Regions from separate parts of the Homo sapiens genome. Here region 2 is linked to region 1. A link is a loop called in an ENCODE intact Hi-C map of the cell type or tissue named here. Cell type or tissue: HepG2. All regions are shown on one strand. Links, peaks and the distances in the headings refer to the core of each region. The heading gives the core; the rest is flanking DNA. Region 1 has its middle 20 kb from the start of MESD. Region 2 overlaps CEMIP (cell migration inducing hyaluronidase 1).

Region 1 (5,372 bases), core at 266-5,265:
TGGTGAACCGAGATCACACCATTGCACTCCAGCCTGGGCAACAAGAGTGAAACTCCATCTCAAAAAAAGAAAAAGAAAAAAGAAAAGAAAAGAAGTAGGAGCCCTCAGGGAGTTTTAATTTAGAGCAAGGACCTCAGAGAATTTGTAAGGAAGCTTCTATCCTAAGGGAGTCAGGGACCTCCTTTGCATTAGAATAAGGATCCCTATTGTCTTGTTTCTTCCAGACCCTGGCATGTAAATCCCAGGCCTGGCAGGACTTGCCACCCTGTTTATAGAAGAGGTAAGGCCCAGGGAAAGCAAGTATGGCACTCAATGTCGTCCAACTTGGAGCTGAGGTAGGAGGCATGGATCAAAGGGGCCCCAGTGTTTCTAGGCCTATGGCTGAAGCTCTCTCCTGCAGGAAGAATGCGGGCTGGCCTGAAAAACAGATGCAAGGCAGACCAGATGTCCCTGGGCATTCTTCACATTCCACCAACTGCAGCCCTCCTTGGCTGAGAGCTGCCAAGTCTGGGCTTCCAATTCATCAGCTTGGAAACTTCACCTCAGAAACTTCGGCAGACTTCTCTGGAGAAAACAAAAATTGCCCTAGGTCTGCCAGGGAACAGTGGTCAAAGATTTAAAATTGCAAGTTGGGCTGCTGAGATCCAGAATTTGACAAGCCCAGGTTTAAGCTGATTCAACAAGATCTATGGAGAGTTGGCCAAGTGGCCCCAACTGCAGGCTCAGGTTTTCCCAGATGCTGGATCAAGTGGAAAGGGGTCCAACATCTCAAGTTTCTGGCTTGTGACACTTGCGTGGGACCTCCTGAAATCTGCCTACCAAAAATTTCCTTGTACCAGCAAGCAGCATGGTCAAACTGCAGTCTCCTGCAGACCGCTTGGACTCTGGCAGCTCTGCCCCTTTCAGGGCAAACCATCTCACCTGAGAGCAGGTCCTCAGCCATGCAGGTATCTGAGAGCAGAGCACCAAGGTGGTGGGAACGGCAGATGTTTCTGCCTGGAAGGAAGCTGACCCGCTCTGCTCTGGCATACCCTACACTGGGCAAGGTGGCCATTCTCCTTCTGGAGCAATCTCTGTGGCCCATGTAGAATTCCATCCCAGCCCCTCCCTTAGAGTGTCAAGCCACAGTGAAAACTGCAGTGCCTCCAGAAGAAAACAGCCCAGGCAGGATGTTATCCTGCCTTCTCCTAGCTGTGACTCTCAGCAAGGGGCTTAACCCCTACAAGCTTCTGTCTAGTCACCTGAAGCACAAAACACACACACAAATGATAATAGTTAACATGTACTGAAAGCTCTGTTGGCCAGGCACAGTGGCTCACACCTGTACTCCTTTGGAAGGCCAAGGTGGGAGGATCGCTTGAGCTCAGGAGTTTAAGACCAGCCAAGGTAAAATAGTGAGACCCCACCTCTTTACTTTAAAAATAAAATAAAAAAGAAAGCTGTGTTAAGTGCTTCACAGGGACTTGCTCATTTAATCCTTATAATACTTCTCTGAAATGGGAACTTTTATTAGCACCTACAGGCTTAGATGAGTGAGGTCCTTAAATAACTTGTCCAACATGATACAGCTAATAAAATGCAGAGCTGGGAAGTCCAACACCAGAACTGTGCTTCAAAGGGCCACATAGTAAATGTTAACTAATACCAACCTTGTGGGGTTGTGAAGGGTAAATGAGGTCGGGCACAGTGGTTCACACCTGTAATCCCAACACTTTGGGAGGTCAAGGTGGGAGGATTGCTTGAACCCAGGAGTTCAAGACCAGCCAGGGCAACATAGGGAGACCCTGTCTCTACAAAAAATATTAAAAAATTAGCTGGGTGTGATGGTGCACACCTGTGGTCCCAGCTACCCAGGAGATTGAGGTGGGAGGACCACTTGAGCCTGGAGGTCGAGGCTGCAGTGAGCTGCCATCGTGCCAGTGCACTCCAGCGTGAGCAACAGAGTGAGACCCTAACTGAAAATAAAATGAGAGTAAATGAAATAAAGTATGTAAAGACCTGCACACAGTGGGTAGCATGTCACAGTTAGGTAAGGATGTCCAGAGCTTGCACACAGTAGGCACACTCCATGCTGAAAGACATTGTGTGTCTTTTAATATTCAACCTGTAAATACCAAGAAGGCAGGGACCTTGCCTGCCTTGCTATCTTTATCTCCACTGCCTGCACACTTCCCGAAACTTATTGGTGTTCAGCACTTACATGGGGAGTGCTTGTATCAACACTTGGCACATGGGTCTGAGAAGAGGTCCAGAGAAGGGGAGCAGCCCCTCTCCCAAGCAGATTACAGTGGCTGGTGTCAGTTTTGGAGTCTGCCTGCCTGAGTTTAAATCCTGGGTTTGAGGCTGGGCATGGTGGCTCACGCCTGTAACCCTAGCGCTTTGGGAGGTCGAGGCAGGCGGATCAGTTGAGGTCAGGAGCTCGAGACCACCCTGGCCAATATAGTGAAACCCCGTCTCCACTAAAAACACAAAAATTAGCCAGGTGTGGTGGCGGGTGCCTGTAATCCCAGCTACTCAGGAGTCTGAGGCAGGAGAATCACTTGAATCCGGGAGGCGGAAGTTGCAGTGAGCCGAGATGGCGCCACTGCACTCCAGTCTGGGCGACAGAGCAAGGCTCTGTCTTAAAAAACAACAACAAAAAATCCTGGCTTTGTCACTGCCTTGCAGCGTGACCTTGGGGAAAATACTGAATGGCTATGTGCCTCAGTTTCCTTGTGTGCAAAATGGGGATGACAGTATTTACTGCATAGGGCTGCTTGCTATGAGGATGAAGTAAATTAATATTACTAGAACAGTACACATGGATAAGATAATCCCTTGGATTTCCAAGAGAATTCAGAGAGAGAGGTGTATGCAGATTTTCACAGATATTTTGCAAGCACAGACTGAGCAGTCTGTTAATTAAAATAATAGCTGAAGAATTCTCACCGAAGGATCAGTGGCAAATTAGAGACACATGGTGGGGAAGCCGTGAGGCACAGCTGGTCTCTGCTGCCCCCTAGTGGGTACATCCTTTAATTTTTAAATTGACTTTCCTTTAGGAGATGATAACCACTGCAGACAGCTTCCGAAAAAGGTTCTAGTCAAATCACTTTCCCAAGCTGTGCTTTGGTTATATGGTGGAGAGAATGAACAATTCTACTTCACTTAATAGGGGTCTTACGAAGTAGTAAAGGCACTCGCTGGCCTCGTGATCACTGGCAAATCCCCTTCCCTCTGGGCTCACTCACCTGTAAACTATCTACTCCTCCACTGCAGGGCAGGTGTGAGGCTCACATGCAGTGCATAATGGGAAGTGTTGTACTTTCTGACATCAAAAACGTGTTCTTCATCATAATTATCGTTGTCTTCCTCTCTGCTTCCCGGCCCCAAATGAACTCCGTAGCTAACTCAGCCACTCCTATTCTTCGGAACTTTCCCGCTCAGACCTAGTCAAACAAAATCAGTGTCTGATGGTAGTTACGGCAGTAAGAACAGATTTAAATCAGAAAGTACTGCAATAAGGGGAAAGAGACCTCAGTACAGAAGTGGGCTCAATTCTGAATACAGCATGCACAAACAGGTTTTTACCCCAGCCAAGGAGCAGGATGGGGGCAGTAGATGGAAAATGACTAAGAGGAAATGTCAGGGGTAGCACGGATTCTGGTTAAACAGACCTAACAGGATTATGCTGAAGGTAGGCCTGGGTGATCAGATATCACCTGGGGGCGGGGTGGAGGATGGAGAATTTGATCAGATATTGAGTGATTAGATATCAAGGGTAAGAAGTTCTCAATAAATTGATTAACAGGATTCTTGCTAAAATGGGCAACTCAAGCCCCACAAGAGCAGACACTGAAAGTCAATGCTTCAAGGGCTTCAAGGAGCCTCACTGGAGGCTGGTCAAGAAGAGAATATTTGTCAACTGCTACCCCAGAGGATTCCTACTGCAAGTCTTTGTGGAAGAGCTTGATCTTTGCCTGCTGTAAATGGCTTTCAGCTCCAAGCCCTGGCCTCACCCTACCTGGTCAACGAGGTACCTGACAGCCTAGCATAGGAAAACAATGGCCATCAGATTGCACAGTCAAGGGTTAATTTCTATTTTCAGTCAAGAGCATTCACATGCAAAGCCCTAGAAATGACAAAGACCCCTCCTTAGAAACTTTAGTTGGGCTCCTCTGAGCCATCTTCTCAGCTAGGCCTTGACCTTGGACTGCTGAGCCCAGCGTTAGCAACAATCCTAAGTCAGTTAATAAGAATCCCCCTGCCCCTGATATCTAATCAAGTTCCTCTTAGTAATTCTCCACCCACTGATCCCCTCACTCTGCTCCTCTGCTGTAAATCCCCAATTGTCTTCACTGTATTCAGAGTTGAGTTCAACTTCTTCCCTTATTCCAATAGGAGCAATAAAGTCTTAAAACAATTTTTTTTTTCCAGCCAGGGTCTCACTCTGTCCCCCAGGCTGGAGTACAGTGACACAATCACAGCTCACTGCAGCCTCTATCTCTCAGGTTCAAGAGATCCTCCCGCCTCAACCTCCTGAGTAGCTGGGACTAAACAATAATCAGGGACACAGGAAAAAGTAGGACCTGAGACAAGTAGGACCACGCCTGTAGTCCCAGCTACTTGGGAGGGAGGCTGAGGTGGGAGGATTGATTAAGCCCGGGAGGTGAAGGTTGCAGTGAGCCAAGACTGCACCATTGCACTCCAGCCTGGGCAACAGAGTGAGATTCTGTCTCAAAAAAAAAAAAAAAGAAATCGACACCAAAGGACTAATCTTAAGGAAGGAAAACTGCTCATTTCAACGTTATTGATAATTGTGGATAACTAAAAAAACTCAAATATAGAAAAAAATAGAGAGCACAGATACAGGCCCGGTGCTGGGGACTTTACACATGTGCTTCGTCTCACTCCCTCACATAGATGGATAAGTAGAGATCAGGAAAAGTTAGAGAGGATCAGACCTGCAGAAACCTCTTCAAAGTAGCCCTAGGGAAAAGTTTCTCATAGGAATACAGAGCTCTCAGAATTCAAGGAAAACTTGAATATCAAAACTCAGGAGGTCGAACACTTAGGGCAAGTGTAGAAACTTAACTAACACACACATTCTTGCAATTCACTGTGGCTGCTGCACTATTAATGCCTCAGCTATCAAATCATCCAGTCTCTGGCTGAGAGAGGATCTGATTTGTCAACCTGGTTGATGGTGACCTGGGTCAGATGCCCACCTCTGGTCCAAAAGACCATGACCATCCAGGGAGGGTGGGAGAGCAGGGCAGGGCTGTGCATGTAAACACAGCAGCCAGAGCTGTGGGTAGAAGTACATGCTCCTAGAAAGGGACATGGATCGTGAGGCAGAGATTGGACTCAGGCACGTGTAAGTAACAAAACCA
Region 2 (5,372 bases), core at 229-5,228, 130 kb before region 1:
TGAGACGGAAGTGATTTTTTTTTTTTTTTTTGTATTCAGTTTTTCTCTATTTTTCTTTTTAAACCAAAAAGTGCTTGGAAAATTTCTCCACCCTATCCACTGTTAGTGCATTTTCCTGGCCTTAAAATTCTGGTAAAGCCTTCTGTTGCCCAAACTGAAGAGTTAAGTGTGCTGAGCTTGGCTTGACCTTCAGTTCTGCTTCTCTAAGAGCGAAAAGGCATCTTTTTCAGGACTGGTGCTATTAATGGGCTGAGGAGGACAGTGTTCCGAAGGGCAGAAAAATGCCTTCCTCTGTGAGAAATTAAGGCAGTGATTTCAAACAAATTGTTTCGCCAGTGTCTGGCATCCCTGCGGGTTGTCTCTGGTTTTCGTCCACTTGTACCAAATGCATTCATGAACATGGCAGACATTTTGCTGAAGGTCTCACAGGGAAGGACGGCTTGGAGACACACATTCCGTAAAAAACAGCTTGAAAACCTTCCTCAAACGTTTCTGTTTTCCATAGTTCCTTTTGCCATAGCGTCCAATCCTATGAGTTCTTTTGTTTTTCCTTTTCCTCCTGGATTTTCTGCCTCCTTACCTCCTGGGTTTTCTGCCTCCTTACCTCCTGGGTTTTCTGCCAGCCTTACCCTCTACCTCCATCACATCCAAAGGCCTCCTGCTTATTATGCAGAGAAATTTGGTCTGGTGTCAGCTTCCACGCCCAGATTTTAATTTTTTTATCCAACAGGGCATTCAGCAAATGAAGACCCTGCAGTTACCAGGACCAGAGCAGTAGGAAGTTATAAGTGATATTTTGCAGCAAGGCAGAATAATGTGATAGGATTGTAAGGGCTAAGCAGTGGAGTCCTAGAAGATGTCCTGAGCCCCTGGCTGCCTTGAGTTCTATTTTGGAAACGTTATTTCTAATTTCTCCCCAGTCCCTAGCTCCCAACTACCAGAGCTGGCCCCAGAACCACTCTCCCCTTCACTGGGAACAGACCCACATCCAACATCCCTATTCTATCTGCAATCATCTGCTGACTGTGGTCTAAGGGATGTGTCTGGCCCCCAGCACAGGCCCTGAGGCCAAGGAGAAGATGAGGTTGCTAAAACTCCAGGGCACTACCAGGCCCTCCTCAGTTATCTGTGGTTGCTCAGAATGATTTGCTTCATAAGCACTCCGAGACGCACAGATGGGGGAGAGTGATGTCATACCAGATTCCATGCTTGATAGACAGACAGATGGATATGCAAATGGAATGAACGAGAGAGATGGGAGGGGTGTAAATGATGGGTGGTGGAGTCTAGAATCAGGTAAGCAGAGGGTTTCCCAGGCTCCTTTGGAAGAGGAGTTCAAAATGACAAGACGCAAAGAACACCATTCTTTATGGCAACCTGGTACAGAACACAGGCACCAGCTCATGTCTGTCCTCACAACACCCTTGAGAGGTCACTGGAGCTTAGGAAACCAAGGGTTGCCCAGAAACATACAGTCAAAACTCAGATTCTAATGCCAGAGTTCCAGCCACTTCACCAGACTGCCTCCAAGAAGTTGCCACTGGTTGGCTGGAAGTCTTGTTCCAAATACTATCTGATGATATTTTCCTTCTTCCCCATCTGCCTTCCTTCAAGAGGAAGTAAACAGATATTCTAGAGCATCTGAACCAAGCATCTTTGCATTTATTTGGGGACATTATTAGTGTCATTTCTTTTCATTCAAGATGCCAGCTGTTGGGGGCAAAGTTGCCCCGCTGAGCTCATGGTATAGACATGGGCAGTTGCTAAAGTAATCCCTCCCCACCTGGAGGTTTCACCTTGCATCCCAAATACCACCCCTGCACAGACTGGGGTCTCTCATTGCTTTCCTCTGTGCCCTCCACTGGCCACACCAACTTCCTTGTTTACCCATCTTAGGTGAGAACACCCTTTCTCCCATGGACTCCTACCAATGCATTTCCCACTCTGCCCCTCTGGCTGTCCCAGGTGTGCTGTATGCAACAGCCCCCCCAGGTCTCTATGCTGCTGTTCCCTGCCCCAGACTCTCTGCTTGTCCAGACCCTGACCTGCGATGTGGAAGTGTGATAGAGGAGAGGGAATTCCAGGCAGAGTAGGAGCGGAGATGACCCATCCACATGCGTTCCACTCGCAGGGAGCGGAGGGTGGGGACGAGTCATTCATAGGGACTCCACACCCAGCTGGCTGGAGCAACGGGTCTTGCAGGTGAGCCCAGCCTGTCAGGACCCTCCTTCCTGGCAGGGACCCTGCTGGCCCGTGGGTGATGCCTTTCTCCTTGGCGCTGCCTCCAGAACTGTGGCGAGGCAGCCGTTTTCAAATGTTTGTTTGGGTTTTCTGGAAGCTCTTTGAAGTTGGAATGAAAAATCTGCCTAGTGGTTCTGAAATGGCCTCTCTGGCTCAGCAGGCCTGGGTCCTGCATCATTCCCTTGGTTCAAGGCTGAGTGCAATGCCACCACCCATTGCTGCCCAAATATGATGGTTGGATTGAAGTTCCCAGATATGTCATCAGGCCCCTTTAAGAAGTTCTCTTTCCTCTATGTTGTTCTACGCGCCTCATCCACCTCACTAGTCAGGAGGTCCTTGATGATAAAACCCCCCGTGTGATTTGTCTTTGTATTCCCAAGACCTATCCCAATGCCCTATACTCAGTGGCAACCACTATTGACACAGCTCTTTAAAATTCATAGAGTACTTCCATGTTCTCTCTTCAGAAGTATAAGGAAGGCATTCCCATTTTGCAGACGAGCACACTGAGGTTCAGACAGGTTGGGCAACTTGCTTTCAGTGACTCAGCTAGGACGGGGCAGACTGAGTATTTGACCCTGTGTGGCTCCAAAATCTGTGCTCCCCGGCTTCTGCCCTGCTTTCCCTGGACAGCCAAAGCGCTCCGTGCATGTTTGGTGCTGAGGTATTAGGGGGTTTAAGTCACAGGGTGTCCAGCACTCAGGAGCTGAGGCCACCCGCAGGCGTCTTGGTTGGCAGCTGAGCCCTCTGAGGTAACAGGAAATAGAGGCAGCGGGACTCAGGCTGGGGTTGAGGTGTTCGGGGTAGCAGGAGAGGAGGAGAAGCTGCTGAAGTGGTGGCAGCCACACTCAGTGAAGTAAGAGGCGCCCCTGCCCAGCGGCCTGAAAGCCACTTCTCCTCAGCCAGCAGGAATCGCATTCCATAGCACAGGAAGCCTCTGTTCAGAGGAGGTCCAGTCAGGAGTGAAGGCTGTGGAGTCAAGGCCGTGAGTGTGTGTGTGTGTGTGTGTGTGTGTGTGTGTGTGTGTGTGTTTAATTTGTGGCTTCAACAGAGGCCAGACTTAAGAATGAATGAAAGAGACAAACAAGGGCAGCTTGTCCCAAGTGGGGGAGGGAGAAGTGTGGACACCAGCTTCTGAGGGAGTCAAGTGCAAAGTCCTGGGCTCCCTGCAAACCGGGCCCTGCAGGAGGGCCAGCACCCGCAGCAGCAGCAGCGAAGCCGGCCAGACCTCCTGGCCTTCCTCACAGCAGAAGGGTGGGCCTTCAGCAACGGGGCCCTGTGCAGTGGGAAAAGGCAACACTGTGCTTGCCTTTGTGGCTAACAGGGGCTGTGCTGCAAATGCTTCAGGAGAGCCCCTGCAGGCTGAGAGGGACATTAGAAAGTTCCATCCTCTTCATCTGCCCACCTCCCTTGGACTGTGGGCTGTGGGCTGCATGGGGCACAGGCACAGGGCTGGATGTGTGGGGCAATTCACCCTCCCAGGTGGTCATTCCTTCTGGCTTTTTATTTGTCCAATATTCCTTCAGTCTCGATTATGTCCCAGGCAAAGTGCTAGACACGCCACACACATTTTCTTCCCTTGCCCTCACAACAACCCTAGCAGGTTGGCACTATCCACCGCATTTTATAGCTGAGGACACAGAACTGTAAAAATGAAGAAGTGACAAGTCCAAGGCCACCCAGCTGGGAAAGGTGGGGTGGGACTTGAAGCTGCTGAGTCTTTTTGAATCTCCTCCTCTAAGGGGCCCCCCAGGCCAGCAGGGAAGAGAAAGTCATAAGCACCCAATTCTGGTAGAAGGCAGAAAGTGGAAAGGGGGGTGTCTAAGTCCCAAGGTGCTTCCTAGGGGCTCGGAGGGTGGCCCCAGAAGACCCCGGGGGATCAGTGTTCTCCAGGAGTCTTGAAGGGCAAGTGTGATGTGGAAGTGTGATAGAGGAGAGGGAATTCCACACAGAGTAGGAGCAGAGATGACCCATCCACTCGCGTTCCACTCACGGGGCATGGAGGGTGGGGACGAGTCATTCATGGGGACTCCACACCCAGTTGGCTGGAGCAGCAGGTCTTGCAAGTCAGCCCAGCCTGTCAGGACCCTCCTTCCTGGCAGGGACCCCGGCTGGCCCACGGGTAATGCCTTTCTCCTTGGCGCTGCCTCCAGAACTGTGGCGAGGCAGCCGTTTTTAAATGTTTGTTTGGGTTTTCTGGAAGCTCCTTGAAGTTGGAATGAAAAATCTGCCTGGTGGTTCTGAAATGGCCTCTCCGGCTCAGTGGGCCTGGCTCCTACAGCATTCCCTGAAGAAGTAAACAGGCCCGTGCAGGGGGAAACTGCAGGGGCCACACTGCTGGACTGCTGGGTGTCCCTGGCCCGAGGCGTGGGAGGCCGGCCCTGGGCCCTGCAGCGCCCGAGTGTTTGCCCAGTTGCCCTGGACACACCAGCCTGGGGTGCAGGGACCACTGCCGCCTGAGAGGGAGTCCTAGGGGGTCCAGGACAGGAAGCCAGCGGTGTTTTATGTTACATTAGGAACACCAGCAGGCTTTCTGGAGTGGACTGAGCCTTGTGGTCAAGAAATAGGCAGGCTTGGAGGCTGTCGGGCTTCCCACCATGCAGCCACCATGCCTCACCTTCATTAGCTGACAAAGCAGTTCTCTGTCCTCACTGGCCACAAGGGGAGGAGGACACAGCTTTTGGAAACCTCCAGGCTGCTATCCTGGAACCTGGAGCCACGGCCAGGGACAGCTTGAGCGTCCCCTCCCCTCTCATCTTGTCCTCTGAGGGGTAGGCTGTGCCCCAGCTGAACGGGGCACCTGTGGCTTTGCCAGCTGATGGCTGCCATGTGGGAATTTGGACCTGGGTTGCCAGATCTTCAGATTTTCCAGCAAAGCTGGAAATCCAGATGTTTGTATGAAACTTCCCCAATTTAAAAAATGTTTAAAAACACTATGCAGGACGACCTATACACATCTGCAGGCCAGACTCGGTCCCTAGGCAGCCAGTTAGTGACCTCTACTCTCTGCCTTCAGACACCCAGGGCCACCTAAACAAAGGGCCCCCATGACAGTGATGGGTTGGGGGTGGAGAAAATGCTCTAGGAGAGACCCTGGAGTCCACAGGCAAGAAGGGCATGGGATCATCCTT

Evidence for each region. Hi-C counts contacts between places; a loop is a spot of excess contacts. Peaks named below come from ENCODE experiments on the same cell type or tissue, not always from the same donor. Only the 100,000 strongest peaks of a DNase experiment are listed, where the experiment ranks them.
Region 2: it touches region 1 in a loop (10-fold over the local background); 4 of 110 quality-filtered maps call a loop at or near these places.

Annotation. Positions count from the first base shown.
Region 1 is chr15:80,967,232-80,972,603 of GRCh38, forward strand. It overlaps a transcript of MESD not described here. Among named protein-coding and RNA genes, the nearest start is that of MESD, 20 kb to the right of the region's middle. In HepG2, for the core only: a CTCF peak has its summit at 2,989 (motif pointing left); DNase peaks (open chromatin) are centred at 390 and 3,000.
Region 2 is chr15:80,836,060-80,841,431 of GRCh38, forward strand. The region is part of intron 1 of CEMIP (cell migration inducing hyaluronidase 1); the gene reads left to right. Among named protein-coding and RNA genes, the nearest start is that of MIR549A, 3.3 kb to the right of the region's middle. In HepG2, for the core only: no CTCF peak of the experiment used is centred there; a DNase peak (open chromatin) is centred at 3,282.